2 separate regions of the Homo sapiens genome follow, and region 1 is linked to region 2. Evidence: chromatin loops called from intact Hi-C (ENCODE). Cell type or tissue: mammary epithelial cell. All regions are shown on one strand.

Evidence for each region. A loop is a pair of places that touch in the nucleus more often than their neighbours do. Peaks named below come from ENCODE experiments on the same cell type or tissue, not always from the same donor. Only the 100,000 strongest peaks of a DNase experiment are listed, where the experiment ranks them.
Region 1: it touches region 2 in a loop (7-fold over the local background); 5 of 110 quality-filtered maps call a loop at or near these places.

The regions. Positions count from the first base shown.
Region 1 is chr1:22,979,385-22,987,384 of GRCh38, forward strand. No RefSeq gene overlaps it. Among named protein-coding and RNA genes, the nearest start is that of LACTBL1, 11 kb to the left of the region's middle. In mammary epithelial cell, no CTCF peak of the experiment used is centred here; no DNase peak of the experiment used is centred here.
Region 2 is chr1:23,047,776-23,055,775 of GRCh38, forward strand. It overlaps KDM1A (lysine demethylase 1A), which reads left to right. Exons shown (of 21, transcript NM_001009999.3): 4 at 2,612-2,745; 5 at 5,986-6,064; 6 at 7,294-7,386. Among named protein-coding and RNA genes, the nearest start is that of MIR3115, 7.5 kb to the left of the region's middle. In mammary epithelial cell, no CTCF peak of the experiment used is centred here; no DNase peak of the experiment used is centred here; H3K27ac peaks cover 188 bases.

The sequences.
Region 1 (8,000 bases), 68 kb before region 2:
CCAAAAATAAAAATAAATTAAAAATAAAATAATATATGTCATGGTAAAATAAATAGAGCTGGGTAAGAGGGGTAGATTAGAGTATTAAATTGGGAGATCAGAATGGGCCTCATTGAGAAAGAAGCATTTAGCAAATCACCTAAGGGAAATAAGAGAGTTAGCTATATGGACAACAGAGGAATAGTGTTCACAGTAGAGGGAACAGCCAGTGCTCAGGCCTTAGGGTGGAATGTGCCTGGTGTGTTAAAAGAATAGCAAGGAAGCCAGTGGCTGGAGCAGACTAAGCAAAGGGCAAAGTAGTAGGTGAGGTAGGGAAGTAAGAGGTCAGGATGGTCACATAGAACCTTCTAGGCCACAGGAAGGACTTTGGCTCCCCTCTGAGTGAAGTGGGAGCCTTTGCAGAGTTTGAAAGCAGAGGAGTAGCACAATCTGACTCACATTTTTTTTAAGGCAGGGTCTTACTCTGTTGCCCAGGCTGGAGTGTAGTGGTATGATCATAGCTCACTGCAGCCTCAAACACCTGGGTTCAAGGGATCCTCCCACCTCGGCCTCCCAAAACACTGGGATTACAGGCACCCGGCCATGACTCATATTTTTATTTATTTTGTTTCCTTTTTTTTTTTTTTTTTTTTGAGACAGGGTCTTGCTTTGTCACCGAGGCAATGGCGCAATCACAGCTCACTGCAACTTCAACCTCCTGGGCTCAAGTGATCCTCCCACCTCAGTCTTCTGGGCAACTGAGACTACTGGTGTGCACCACTTTGCCTGGCTAATTGTTTGATTATTTGTAGAGATGGAGTCTTGCTATGTTGACCAGTCTGGTCTCAAACTCCTGGGCTCAAGCCATTGTCCCACCTTGGCCTTCCAAAGTGCTAGGATTACAGGCATGAGCCACCACGCCCAGCTGACACTTTTTGTTTTATTACTTATTTATTTATTTATTTATTTATTTATTTATTTATTTATTTATTTTGAGATGGAGTCTTGCTCTGTTGCCCAGGCTGGAGTGCAGTGGCGCAATCTCGGCTCACTGCAACCTCCTTCTCCAGGTTCAAGCGGTTCTCCTGCCTCAGCCTTCCAAGTGGACGGGATTACAGGCACGCACCACCACAGCTTGCTAATTTTTGTATTTTTAGTAGAGGTGGGGTTTCACCAAGTTGGCCAGGCTGGTCTCAAGCTCCTGACCTCGGGTGATCCACCTGCTTCAGCCTCCCAAAGTGCTGGGATTATAGGCATGAGTCACCATGCCCAGCTGACTTATTTTTAAAGGAGCACTCTGGTTCAAGGCCACCCTGGGCAGCATAGTGAGACCTTGTTCTCTGCAAAAACTACAAAAATTATCCAGGTGTGGTGGCACATGCCTGTCTCAAAAAGATTTTTAAATTATTAAAATAAAATAAAGGTGCACTCTGGCTTCAGTGCTGATAACTGGCTAGAGGGCAGAAGTGGGAGTGGGGAGGCCAGTTGAGATTGCCACTCTTGTTCAGGCGAGGTATGGTGGTGGCTTGGACCTCAGCAGGGACAGTGGGAAAGTGTCAGATTCTGGATATACAGTTGTCCCTCTGTCTCCATGGGGATTGGTTTCAGGACCCCTCCACAGATGCTTAAGCCCTAATGTAAAATGACATAATATTTGCATATCACTGACACACATCCTCCTGCATACTTTAAATCATCTCCAGATTACTTATAACACTTAACACAATGTAAATGCTATATACTTAGTTGTTATACTGTATTGTTTAGGGAATAACGACGAGAAAAAAGAAGTCTGGGCCAGGCACGTGGTGGCTCATGCCTGTAATCCCAGGACTTTGGGAGGCTGAGGCAGGTGGAGGTCAGGAGTTTGAGTCCAGCCAGGCCAACATGGCGAAACCCCATCTCTACCAAAAATACAAAAATTAGCCAGGTGTGGTGGCGGGTGCTTGTAAGCCCAGCTACTCAGGAGACTGAGGCAGGAGAATCGCTTGAACCTGGGAGGCAGAGGTTGCAGTGAGCTAAGATCAGGCCATGGCACTCCAGCCTGGGTGACACAGCAAGACTCCATCTCAAAAAAAAAAAAAAAAAGAAAAGAAAATCACTGGCATTTAGATGATATGTACAGCCATCACCAAGGTAGTGAGATGGAGAAAAGAAGGGATCTGAGGACAGAGCTCTAAAGTGCGAGAGATGTGGGCATTAAGTGAAGGCAAATACCACAAAGTCATTAAGTGTGGGCTCAGAAAAGCCTTTACTGGAGAAACGCACAAACAGAGGGTGGAAGCCGAATGAGGCATTGAGTTGTTCAACCGCTCATCATTGTTTGGAGAGAGGTAGAGGGAACCAGGGCACAGCAGGAGACACCGTGGAGTGTGCTCCAGAAGGGGAACCCCACCTTGCTAGCTACTCTACTTTTTGTATAGGCAATTGTGAGGTTAGTCTTGTAAGTAAAGAAAAACAGGTCCAAGCTTAGACTCTAGGGGAATTGCTTACAGTGCTGAGGACACCTGGAGCCCCTGTGGGATGTAGAGGCCAGGTAGAGTCATTTCTGCTTTTGGGAAAGGCGCCCTCTCTGGAATCCATCTGCTATCTGTTTGCTAGGAGCCTGGAGTGAGCCCCCAGGGGCTTCCTATACAGTGCAACTTGGTTTTCCAAGGTTCATCCCCTTATCTACGGGCTCATCAAACATGGGACTCACCAAATATAAGCATGCCCAACAGGAGTAGAAATCAATTGGGCTTATAATGGGATTTCCAGTGATTGTTGGCAATGCTGGAGGAGACACTGCAGAAGGAGGGAGGCCTGGAGTCATAGTACAAACCCACCATGGAGGCCTGAGGCACCTGGACATGGAGACCATGTGAAGTCTGAGGAAAGAGCCCAAGGCTCAGACAGAGGAGTAGCCTGGAGCCATGAGGCATGTTCCCGTGGTAGCTTTGGGCTTCTGGACTTAGCCAAAGGTATTCATCCAGAAACAGCAGAGGATATTGTCCAGTGAAGCTAGCTACTCTCCTGGCTGGCCAAAAAGAGTGCAAAGCTATGTGGTTATCCCGCATGACCTGAGTTCATGATAACCTCGCCAGTGAGAACCTTGGCTGTCCCTGTGGCAATTCCCTTCAGGATACCTGAGCCCCTGTGGATTGTAGATTCTACCTATAATAGGAGGAAAATCTGCATAAAATGGTGAAATCTATGTACTGAATACCCAGGAATGTCTTGTCAAAAGCACTAGAGGCTGGGACTGGGAACACTGCTGTGCCCACAGGTCTTGGGTTATCATGAGGGCTCATATGCAGGTGGTATTCTTTCCAAACAGAAAGCAAGGAAGGACCTATATCCAGAGTACAAATCAAGTCCTGGGGGATACACAGGACTGCTCAATATTCTGCCAGTTCACCTCCACACCTTCCATGCAGGGGATGGGAACATGGTTGTGCCATTTGTAGCTGTGGCCTGATTTCTCCCAACTAAATTCCCCCTGTGAACCAAAAATATCTGAGACAGGTCTCAATCAATTTAGAAAGTTTATTTTGCCAAGGTTAAGGACGCACCCATGACACAGCCTCAGGAGGTCCTGACAACATGTGCCCAACGTGGTCGGGGCGCAGCTTGGTTTTATACATTTTAGGGAGACATGAGATATTAATCGATTATGTAAGATGTATGTTGGTTCAGTCCAGAAAGGCAGGACAACTCGAAGCGGGGAGGGGGCTTCCAGGTCATAGGTAGGTAAGAGACAAACGATTGCATTCTTTTGAGTTTCTGATTAGCCTTTCACTGAATATACAATTAACTCATGAGAGGAGCATAGAGGTATAGTCACTTATGCCTTAGTCTGGCTTAGTGAAACAATAGGGCAAAGGAAGCAATCAGATATGCATTTGTCTCATGTGAGCAGAGGGATGACTTTGAGTTCTGTTTGTCCTTTATTCACAAGGAATTTCCTTGTGGGCAAATTGTGAGAGAGGTAGGCAGTTTTGTTTTTTTTTTATTTGTTTGAGACAGAGTCTCCCTCTCTTGCCCAGGCTGGAGTGCCCTGGCATGATCTTGGCTCACTTCACCTACCAGGTTCAAGCAATTCTCCCTGCCTCAGCCTCCCAAGTAGCTGGGATTACAGGTGCCCGCCACCACGTCCGGCTAATTTTTGTATTTTTAGTAGAGACGGGGTTTCACCATGTTGGCCAGGCTGGTCTCGAACTCCTGACCTCAGGTGATCCACCTGCCTCAGCCTTGCAAAGGGCTGGGATTATAGGTGTGAGCCACTGTGCCTGGCCATATGTAGCTTTTTAATCTTTGTAGGAATAGAATGAGAGGTGGGTTTGCCTAACAGTTCCCAGCTTGACTTTTTCCTTTGGCTTAGTAGTTTTGGGATCCCAAGATTTATTTTCCTTTCACACCCTAAAGCACAGCAGTTTTTGGCAATGGCCAGCTAGGAGCAATTCCCTTGCCATGGTCAGAGAGGGAGACACCAACAAGGTCTCCCATAGCTGGGTATGGAGGACAGGGGTAGTGGTGGTGATACGTTCAATACTGTAGGTTTGTGGAATGGAGCCTGGCCTAGGCAGCTGCTAGAGGCTGTTGAAGCTTTTTCTGTCTGAACCTGGAAGAGCAGGTGAGAGGTTATTTACTCTTCGACCCTGATCTGTTTCCTGATATCGCTTGCGTATGTTCTTGCTACATCAGCTGAGGCTTGTCATGTCCCCAGAATCAGCCAAACGATCTGTACTTTTTCTTAGAGCATTGACCTCACAGGAACCCAGCAGTCACTATTCTGCCCTCAAAGGCAATCCCTTGAGACTGAGGATGGTGGTTGCAGAGCAGAAGGAACCTGTTGCACAGGCATAGTGACCACAGCAATGTTCTCCATTTGCAGAGGAGATGGATGGTAGGAACACTGCCTTCCTCTAGGTAAAGGCAGTGTCAGAGTTGCCTGCCCAGGGTGTGTGTCCATCAAGTGCCCTTCAAAAAAGGAAAAAAAGGCCAGTCGTGGTGGCTCACGCTTGTAATCCCAGCACTTTGGGAGGCTGAGGTGGGCGGATCACCTGAGGTCAGGAGGCCGAGACCAGCCTGGCCAAAATGATGAAACCCTGTCTCTACTTAAAAAGAATACAAAAATTAGCCAGGCGTGGTAGCAGGCGCCTGTAATCCCAGCAGGCACCTGTAATCGGGAGGCTGAGGCAGGAGAATTGCTTGAACCCGGGAGGCGGAGGTTGCAGTGAGCCGAGATCGCGCCATTGCACTCCAGCTTGGGGGACAAGAGCGAGACTTCGTCTGAAAACAAACAAACAAAAAAAAAGGAAAAAAAAAGACCCAAAGTCATGTCCACCCAGTTAGCCTCAACTAGAGCAATGTGAACTTACCAGCCAATGGTCAAAGTTCTTGCTCAAAAAAGAAGGGGCAGTTAGGGACAGAGATTCTGGGGTCCTGGCACATTGAGTAGACTCTTCCCCATCCCATGTGCCTGCAAAGAATGATGAAGTAGTGGCTGATATAGCTGCTCCCGTAACCAGCCATACTAAAGCTTGATTCTACCCGCCACCTGCAAGTGGAAAGGAGAATTCCATGTTGAAATGGAATTCAGGGCCCAAAGCTGTAAACAGCATTCTATTGTCAGCTTGTGTCATACCAGGAAACTCTAACACATGACAAAGATAATCATCACAGTCTTAAGAGTTTGGGTGCTATCGGCCAGGCGTGGTGGCTCATGCCTGTAATCCCAGCACTTTGGGAGGCCGAGGCGGCTGGATCACGAGGTCAGGAGTTTGAGACCAGCCTGGCCAACATGGTGAAACCTCGTCTCTACTAAAAATACAAAAATTAGCTGGGCGTGGTGGCGCATGCCCGTAATCCCAGCTACTCAGGAGGCTGAGGCAGGAGAATCGCTTGAAACCAGAAGGCGGAGGTTGCAGTGAGCTAAGATCACGCCACTGCACTCCAGCCTGGGCATAAGAGTGAAACTCCATCTCAAAAAAAAAAAAAAAAAAAAAAAAAAGAGTTTGGATGCTATCTGCTTGTTGGAAAAGAACAACAGCCACTTATATATCTATAGCATGCCCATGGTAATCAGAATACATTGTAACCAACTATCAATTGTGAATTGGTCAGACAACAAGTTATTATGCCTAGTTCACTTTGAGCCATAGGCCAATGTTGCTGGCAAGTAATACACTCTCCATGAGCACCAGCATCTTCTTCATAGGTCAAATGAATCCTTATTGGGTCACCTCAGACCTCCATGGAGATTTGGCTATTACAGTAGATCCAAGCACGGATCTAGTGCACCAAAGGGGATGTGACGCCCCATCATCTTGATCAGCTTTTTCATTCCAGATGCTCTCTTCGAGATGCAGTGCCTTATTGTGGCTTGTGTATATGTCACATGCAGATTGAGTTTGTGGTTGAATTGCTGCATTTGTTTCCGTGGCAGGGATTACCATATAAATAACTGGGGTCTGTCATGTCCCCGGGGATCAGTCAATGATCTGTAAAGGAAACCTGAAAGAGGAGAATCATGTAGAGGGAGGCTCCCTGGGACCCAACCAGCCCAAAACTTGCCTAAGGTGAGCCCACAGGAGGAAGCTGGGGGAGTAACCACTTCAACCTCCTCCTTCCCTCCAATCTTTTTCCAGAGATCCCCTGTTGGCCAAACCCAACTGGAAGCCACAGTGCAAGGGAACACAATGATGTAATTCATACAGATTGGCCCACTGGCAGAAGAAGCAGGGGAGGGATGGAGAGTGGACCTGGAACAGCAAGAAGAAGAAAACTGACACACGAGAGAGAGGTGTGACTCAAAATAGGAAGGTGAAGGGAGTCCTCACTAAGAAGAAGTTATTCGAGCAAAGATCTGAAGGAGTGCAGTAACCCATCTGCTATGGCCTGAATGTGTCACCCAAAATTAGTGTGTTGGAAACTTAATCCCCAGTGCAATAGTTATACAACACAGAAATATATAGCCTTCTGGGAGGTGGTTAGGTCATGAGGGCTCTGCCCTCAAGAATGGATTAATACCATCATGAAAGGGCTTGACAGAGGGAGTTTGTTCCCTTTTGCCTTTCCACCTTCTGCAGTGTGAAGACACAGCATTCCTTCCTTCCAGAGGACACAGAGTTCAAGGCGCCATCTTGAAAGCAGACACCGGGCCCTCACTAGACATTGAATCTATGGTGCCTTGTTCTTGGACTTCCCAGCCTTCAGCACTGTGAGAAATACATTTCTGTTCTTATGAATTACCCAGTCTGTCAAGGATTGCTTAAGTCCAGGAGTTTGAGGCCAGCCTGGGCAACATAGCAAGACCCCATATCAAGAAAAAATATTACCCAATCTGTGGTATTTTGCTATAGCAGCACAAAATGGACTACGTCAGAAACTGGTAGCAGAGGAGTGGGGTGTTGCTATAATAAACACCTAAAAACATAGAAGTGGCTTTGGAACTGGGTCATGGGTAGAGGCTGAAAACAGTTTTTTTATTGTTGGTTTTTGTTTGTTTGTTTGTTTTTTGTTTGAGATGGAGTCTCACTTTGTCACTGAGGCTGGAGTGCAATGGCACAATCTCAGCTCACTGCAACCTCAGCCTCCCGGGTTCAAGGGATTTTCTCACCTCAGCCTCCCAAGTAGCTGGGATTACAGGCACACACCTGGCTTTTTTTTTTTTTTTTTTTTTTTTTTTTTTTTTGTAGAGACAGGATTTTGCCATGTTGCCCAAGCTGGTCTTGGAACTCCTGGACTCAAGTGATACCCCCGCCTCAGCCTCACAAAGTGCTGGGATTACAGGCGTGAGCCACCACACTCGGCCTTTATTTACCATTGACTCCAGATCTTTTCTTTTTTTCTTTTTTTTTTAGATGGAGTCTTGCTCTGTTGCCCAGGCTGGAGTGCAGTGGCACGATCTTGGCTCACTGCAACCTTCACCTCCCAGGTTCAAGCTATTCTCCTGCCTCAGCCTCCCAAGTAGCTGGGATTACAGGCGCCCAACACCACTCCTGGCTAATTTTTCTATTTTTGATAGAGACCGAGTTTTG
Region 2 (8,000 bases):
AGTCCCAGCTACTTGGGAGGCTGAGGCAGCCCAGCTACTTGAGCTCAGGAGGTGAAGGTTGCAGTGTGAGATTGTGCCCCTGCACTTCAGGAGCCTGGACAACAGAGGGAGACCCTGTCCTTCCCCCTGCCAAAAAAAAAAAAAAACATCTGTAGTGAGCAGCCAAATGTACTATAAAATTTGGTATTTTATCCTACATGATTTTTCTGTCATTGAAAAATAGTATTTTGCAGTAGAATGTTCAGTGACTACTTATTAAATGTATAGAAGATAACATAGCTAAGGAAGAAAACTACCATTTTTGGCAGGGAGAAGTGGAATTTAATAGAAATCATTGATTTTCATGTTAATAGTATATACTTATGAATTATACCAAGAATTGACCTATTTAGAGATACTTGGTTGAAATACTCAGGATTTAATGTGTAGATAAGTTCTTTATAATGTGAGTTATTTTTAGTCTTGGTGGTTTTGTTTTGTTTTCAGTTTTTATTTATTTTGATTTGGGAATGGGAGCTGGGGACATCAAAGCCATATAGTTTAGAAAATTTCACATTACTGAAATAAACTGTATCCACAATAGTAAGCATTTCTTCTTTTCTTGCTGTAATTTCATGCTCCACCTACAATATGGCTTTTACTATTTTTTTATTTTTTATTTTTTTTACCCAAGGAATAAATTATCCTGACAGTCTTTAATTTTGGGTATGGATTAGTTAAATGTAAGGATTGTTGATTTGATTTAGTAATGTGAGACACAATGTTTATGTCCTCATTATCTACAGTAGATGGATAGTTTTTTCTCCTGGTCTCTAAGAATAGTATTTCTTAATGTGTGGCCCATGATTGGCATTAGGCGTTTTTGCTTGACCACTTGTTAAACATGATTTTTTTCTAGGTAGTGTTTGCCATTTGAATGTCTTTGTGGAAACAGACTCCTTAATAGCTTAGCTATAATTTTCTAAGTTAACATCTTTACCTGCCTTGTTTTTTTAATTCTCCTAATCTTACTAATACCTTAGCATTAGTTTTGCTTCCATTATCAGTGCTTCCAACTTCTTGTTTTATGTGCTTTAAAATGATTATATATGGGCTGAGCATGGTGGCTCACTCCTGTAATCCCAGCACTTTGGGAGGCTGAGGTGGGTGGATCACTTGAGGCCAGGAGTTCCAGACTAGTCTAGCCAACATGGGGAAACCCTGTCTCTACAAAGAATACAAAAAACATTAGCCAGGCATGGTGGTGCATGCCTGTAGTCCCAGCTACTTGGGAGGCTGAGGCAGGAGAATCGCCTGAACCCAGAAGGCAGAGGTTGCAGTGAGCCGAGATCGCGCTACTGCACTTCCAGCCTGGGCGACAGAGTGAGACTCCCTCTCAAAAAAAAAAAAAAAAAAAAAAAATTATATATGGATATCTGGCGCCTATTTTGTTACTTATATGTAATTACTTAAATGGTATGGAATTTTGAAACTCTTTAAATTGAATCTTGATAGTTTTTATAAGCTGGTGGATAAGTACATCTATAAGGTGATTTTAGAAATACATTTGCATTTATTGTGCTTGTGTTTTTAAGATCACCTAATAAAGGTGTACTTATCCACCAATTTATAAAACTATCAAGACAATACCCAATTAATTGAAGAGTTTGAAAATAACATGTTTTTTGGGAGGTTGAGGCAGGTGGATCACCTGAGGTCAGGAGTTCGAGACAAGCCTGGCCAACATGGTGAAGCCCCGTCTCTACTAAAAATACAAAAAATTAGCCAGGCATGGGAGCGGGTGCCTGTAATCCCAGCTACTCGAGAGGCTGAGGCAGGAGAATCGCTTGAACCCAGGAGGCAGAGGTTGTAGTGAGCCAAGATCGCACCACTACACTCCAGCCTGGGCAATAAGAGTGAAACTTCGTCTCAAAAAAAAAAAAAAGAGAAGAACGTATTTTACTTGCAGTGTATAGTGTATGTATACACTATATGTATATGTGTTATAGATTATACATAGTAATATTAGTAGTATATAGTAAAGCATTTCTAATGTTTCTGCCAGCAAATGTAAATTCCTTGCATTCTTCTGTCTTATTGTTGTCTGCTTAATTTCTCTCACTGCTTGCCAGCGTTGAATTATGATTACTAATGGATGATACTGTTGATGGGATTGTGATTTTCTGCTGTTGATTATTAAAGTCATCTTTCTGTTTCATGCTGTAATCCTAAAAGAAGGCATGTGATTGTGTTTTTCGCTCCACAGCTTCTTTTGCTTTCCTGTTAGTGCATTTTCCTTTATTCTGGTTCTTTAGTTTTAAATTTTATTGTACACCTGTCAGTAGTGCTAATTTTAATTAGATCATCTAATATGATAAAGTTATTTTATGGACAAAGAAACTATTTTAAATGCTTTGTCTTATAAGGTAGTTGTTTCACTCAGTAAAGTATAAACTTTGGAATGTTAAGCTCAAATAAGTGGCTAATATCTAAGGAAGTTTCAGCTTTTGAGACAATTGAAAATTTTTTAAAAAGGTCAGTCTGTGAGTGAGGCAAAGGAATTTAAGCGTCATCACTACCCGTTTTGTATTCACTTGCACTTTTCCTAGATGTCCTTTGCTTTCTTCGTTAGGTGTGGAGGGCGCAGCTTTCCAGAGCCGACTTCCTCATGACCGGATGACTTCTCAAGAAGCAGCCTGTTTTCCAGATATTATCAGTGGACCACAACAGACCCAGAAGGTTTTTCTTTTCATTAGAAACCGCACAGTAAGTTTCCATTTCAGCTTTTTCACCTGGATTATAAAAAGTATATATGGCTTTGATAGAGAATATGGGAAAAATAAAAAGAGAAGAAAGAATTCTAAAATTATCTATAATACTATTATTACCCAGAGATAACCTTTGTTAATAGTTATTTTTCATTTGGGTATTTAAAAAATGTATATATAATTTTTGTTTTCATAAAATTGAGATCCTTCTTGGATACATTCTTTTGGATCCCTTTTATACTTCACAACCTCATAAATACACATTAAGAATATTTATTTAGGCTGGGCGTGGTGGCTCACACCTGTAATCCCAGCACTTAGGGAGGCCAAGGCAGGTGGATCACCTGAGGTTAAGGGTTCGAGACCACCCTGGCCAACATGGCAAAACCCTTTCTCTACTAAAAATACAAAAATTATCTGGGCATGGTGGCAGGCACATGTAGTCCCAGCTACTTGAGAGGCTGAAGCAGGAGAATCGCTTGAACCTAGGAGGTGGAGGTTGCAGTGAGCCGAGATCGTGCCACTGCACTCCATCCAGCCTGGGCAACAGAGTAGAGTCCATTTCAAAAAAAAACAAAAACCTTTAAGCATTAAAAAATAATAATAATAATCACTTTGTCCTTCCCTCTGAAGAGAAATCTTTACCCTGTTCTGCTCATCTTGTTCAGCCTCTTCCTCTGGCTGAATGATTTAACTTCAGTGTCTGCATAATATTTTGTCTGACAGTTGGGTTATAATTTGACTGCTGGACATTTGTTGCCGATTTTGCTTTATTATAATTAACTCTGGACAGTCTTATGCATTCTTGACTCTACCTATTATTTCCTTATGATAGAATTATAGAAGGAAAACTACGTTGTCAAAGGGTTATGAACACTTTTAAATGTTTTGGACATATTGCCAGATTGCTTCCCAGAAAGGCTGAACCAGTCAACCCCTCCCCTCCGCATTGCCCTGCCCATTTTTATTAAAACAGTGATAATCTATGCTCCTATAATTGGCCAAAACCATCTCAGTTCTTTTTCATTTCTTGGATTACTGACTGCTTTTCACATTAGTCATTTGTATTTCTTCTGTAAATTTTTCTTTCATATCTTTTATTCATCAGGAATTCTTATTTAGCCAGAGAGTAAATGGATGAGGGAAAGGTGCTATTCAGAACATGCTCATGTTACTCTAGGGTGGTACAACGCAGAAGAAATTAACCTTGTGATTCAGCTAACTTGAATATGAATATAGCTCAGAGATGTCATTGATATGTCTGCTTTTTAGCCACCACCAGCTTCTTTGTTTTGGCTATTAGATTGCAAAACCACTGCTTAATTTCGATTGTTAAAGCAATTGATAGGTTATCCTGGGTTTTTGTAAAACAGAAAAGAACAGTGAAGAAAAGATGGTGAGTTTTTTAAAAAGTGAACAGAAAATTCTTAGTGTGTAGTCGCTGATTTGTCTTATAATTGAATCAGTTTCTGTGTATAGCATATCAACATTTGCTCTAAGTGGATTTTTTTTTAGACAAAATTGTCATTTTTTTGTTTGTTTGTTTTATCTGAAGAGAGTTTTCACTTTTTACTTAGATTTGAGCGATGGATTTACAGGGATCTCTGTCTTTTCTGATTCACCAAAAATCCAGATTTGGGGAAGGGTTTCCCGATGTTAGATTTGTGGTCTCTGGCTGTGAAACAGAATGTAAATCAACCTCTACTGCAAGAATTTTATCAGTTCTCTAGTCTTAAACTATAATACTTTAAAACTGCAACTTTAGGATTATTGAACTAGACTGTGACCTAAGTGTTATTTTGTAGGAGGAGGAGGAGGAAGACTTGTGTTGGGAGTGAGGAACTTGGGCCCAGTGTGTACTTGAGGAAATCCATTTACCTTACAGTGGCCACAGAGTAGAGTATCTGTGTGGATTTGGTCATAATCCCTTAGTAATTTGGTTTATTTACATATAGCCAAATTAATTTCTTCTTGGTTGAAAGTTGTCTTATAGAGCAGTCTTTATTAATTTTTAGCTAAGACTTAAATATAGTAGTGTTTAGTTTGTCATGCATTTTGCAAGTATATACTCACTTTGAAGAGAATTCATTTTAGAGCCCATTGATTGTACCATATGTTTTTTTATGTCTCATCTGTTTTTTCAGCAGTATTTGAAATAATTGACTGCTCCTTTCTTCTGAAACACAGTACTTCCTTGGATTTGATAACTCAGTATCTGGTTTTTCTCCTGCCTCTCTGGGTGTCTTCTCTGATTGCTTTGTAAGATGATCCTTAACAATTGGCCATTATGTGGACTATTTGGAGTTCCTTCTCCTCTTGCCCTATTTTTTCCTCTAGGAACCCTTCTCAATGCATTTGACTTCAGTTATTACCCATAAGCAGATGACTCCAGACCTTCTCTCTCTTCTGAGCTCCAGACCCTATATCCATCTATTTTATATTTCTTCTTGTTATCTTGGAGCTAAACTCATTATCTTATTTCTTCTTTCAGTGATTCCATTCAGTGTCTGGCGTACCAACTCGCTTAGTTGTACCAAAATGGAGATGTTGTCCTTGACACCTTTCTCCCCAACCTCGACATATCTAGTTGATCATTAGATTTTTGTGGATTTTATCCACTTAGTATCTCTGGAGTCATATAACCCAGGTTTGAATGCTAGTTGCTCCCTTCTAGCTCTATGGATTTGGCAAGTTACTAGGTGGTTTTCTCTTTTAGGCTAAATAACCCCAGCTTCTTCAGTAATTTACTTATTTGATATGGCTTTGTGTTCATCAGTTTCTTTTTCAGGAGTATAACGTCACTGTTTTAATTAAAGGAAAGCCCATGTTTGGGGCCTTAAAGTTAAAAGGATGATTTTATTTATTTTTATTTTTATTTTTTGAGGTAAGCTCTTGCTCTGTTGCCCAGGCTGTAGTACAGTGGTACGATCATGGCTCACTGCAGCCTCGACGTCCCGGGCTCAAGCAGTCCTTCTGCCTTAGCCTCCTAAGTAGCTGGGACTACAGGCATGTGCCACCATACCCAGCCAGTTTTTATATTTTTAGTTGAGATGGGGTCTCACTATATTGCCTAAGCTGGTCTCAAACTCCTGGGCTCAAGTGATCCTTCCACCTCAGCCTCCCAAACTGCTGGGATTATAGGTGTGAGCCACTGCAGCCAGCTAAAAGATGATTTTAAAGATAGTCAAATAACATATGTCTATTTGTATGTAATACAATTTATGTCATTTAAATGCAGCTGCAGTTGTGGTTGGATAATCCAAAGATTCAGCTGACATTTGAGGCTACTCTCCAACAATTAGAAGCACCTTATAACAGTAAGTAGTGTGTTCAATAGGACTAATTTGTACTGGATTGTGAAAATTGATACGTTCTTCTAGGAGCCTCATGGTTCCTTGATAATTAATTTTTTCATTCATATTTCCATGTTATTTCACCTTGTGCTGTGCAAAAATAAGTCTTATAGAAAACCTGTTTTCTATGTTTTTATTCATCTTCTGGTCTTTAAATTGTGTTAACAGATGAGTTCAAGAGATTGCTAAGTACTCTTCCTAGACCTGTTGTCCAGCTTTGATCCATGGAATACTTCGGCGCTTCATGGCTCACTATCTGGTTTTCTTATTTCAGACTTGGCACCAACAATGTCTTGTGATGTTTTTGCCAAAGTAAATGAGTGTTATAACTACTTTGTGAAGGTTTGGTTTTATTCTCATTCCATTTGTGGTGGAATGAAATTCTTAAAAATTTTAAATTAGACAGACACAGTGATGTGCACCTATAGTCCCAGCTACTCAGGAGGCTAAGGTGGGAGGATTTCTTGAGCCCAGGAGTTTGAGTTCAGCCTGGGCAACATAGTGAGACCCCTATCTCTCAAAAAAATTAAAAATTAAATCAATACAATTCCAAATTATGTGTTACACATTTTGGCCTGCTTCACAGACTAATAGTTCTAAGAATCACATTGATTGAGTGAGTGAGTGATTGACAGTGTCTCCTTCTGTTGCCCAGGCTGGAGTGCAGTGGCGCATTCACAGCTTACCTCAGCCTTGATCTGCCAGGCACCATCATGCATGGCTAATTCTTTGTTTTTTTGTAGAGTCGGGGTCTTTACAGTGATTTATTTATTTTTTGAGATCTGATCTAGCCTGGGCTAGAGCGTACAGGTACAGTCATAGCTCCCTGTAGCTAGGAACTCCTGGGCTCAGGTGATCCTCCTTCCTCAGCCCCCCAAGTAACTAGGACTATGGGCATGCACCATCATACATGGCTAATTTTTTGTTTTTTATAGAGACAGGGTCTTGCTGTGTTTCCCAGGCTGGTCTTGAACTCCTGGCCTCAAGTGATCCTATCACTTCAGTCTCCCAAAGCCACTAAGATTGTGTGCATCAGCCACCGTGCCCAGCCTTAGAATTACTTTTTTAAAGGAGTCACATGACTTGAAGCTTAATGGTTTTAAGGACTTCATGATGGAGAAATGGAAGAGTTAGAAGAATATTGTTTAAACTGCTGAAAATAAAACCGTGTTTTTAATCCACTTATTCTGTAGGTGATACTGTGCTTGTCCACCGAGTTCACAGTTATTTAGAGCGTCATGGTCTTATCAACTTCGGCATCTATAAGAGGATAAAACCCCTACCAAGTAAGGACCTCCTACCTGGCTGATAAATTTTACATTTTTAAGTTACGGTTTCAGGACTGTATTTTATATCTATGATGACGTTAGGATTTTATTTTGATTCATAAGACTATATTTAAAAATATTTCCAAGTTTATCTTCTTAAAGTCAAGTTAAATATAATAAATAAATAATAAAAAATATAGTCTCTTAATAAATGTGCATTTCCCTTAATTTCTAGTTTGATAGCTACTTAGTAAAAGATACTGGATTTCCAATTTAAAAAAAAGAATAAAACAGTACAATTTGTTAAAAATGAGAGGAGTTCATTCTGAGGTTTTTCTCTCATTGACCCATTCTTTATGTTGTCAATAGTTGATTTTTTAATGCTTTAATCATTTTTTCAAAAGGAGACTTAAGACTACAAGGTTAGAGGTTAAGGGAAATAGCTTATATGCAGAATGTGTCCTAATGTAATTATGAAGTAAATGAAGCAGATTATTAACAAATTAACTAAGAATCACAGATACTGAAACACATGCCTGAGGTAATGAGAAAATAAATCTTAAGATAGTGGATTTGATTTATAAATGTTCGACACTGAATTTGAATTCATAAGTTTCAGATATTTGTTAATT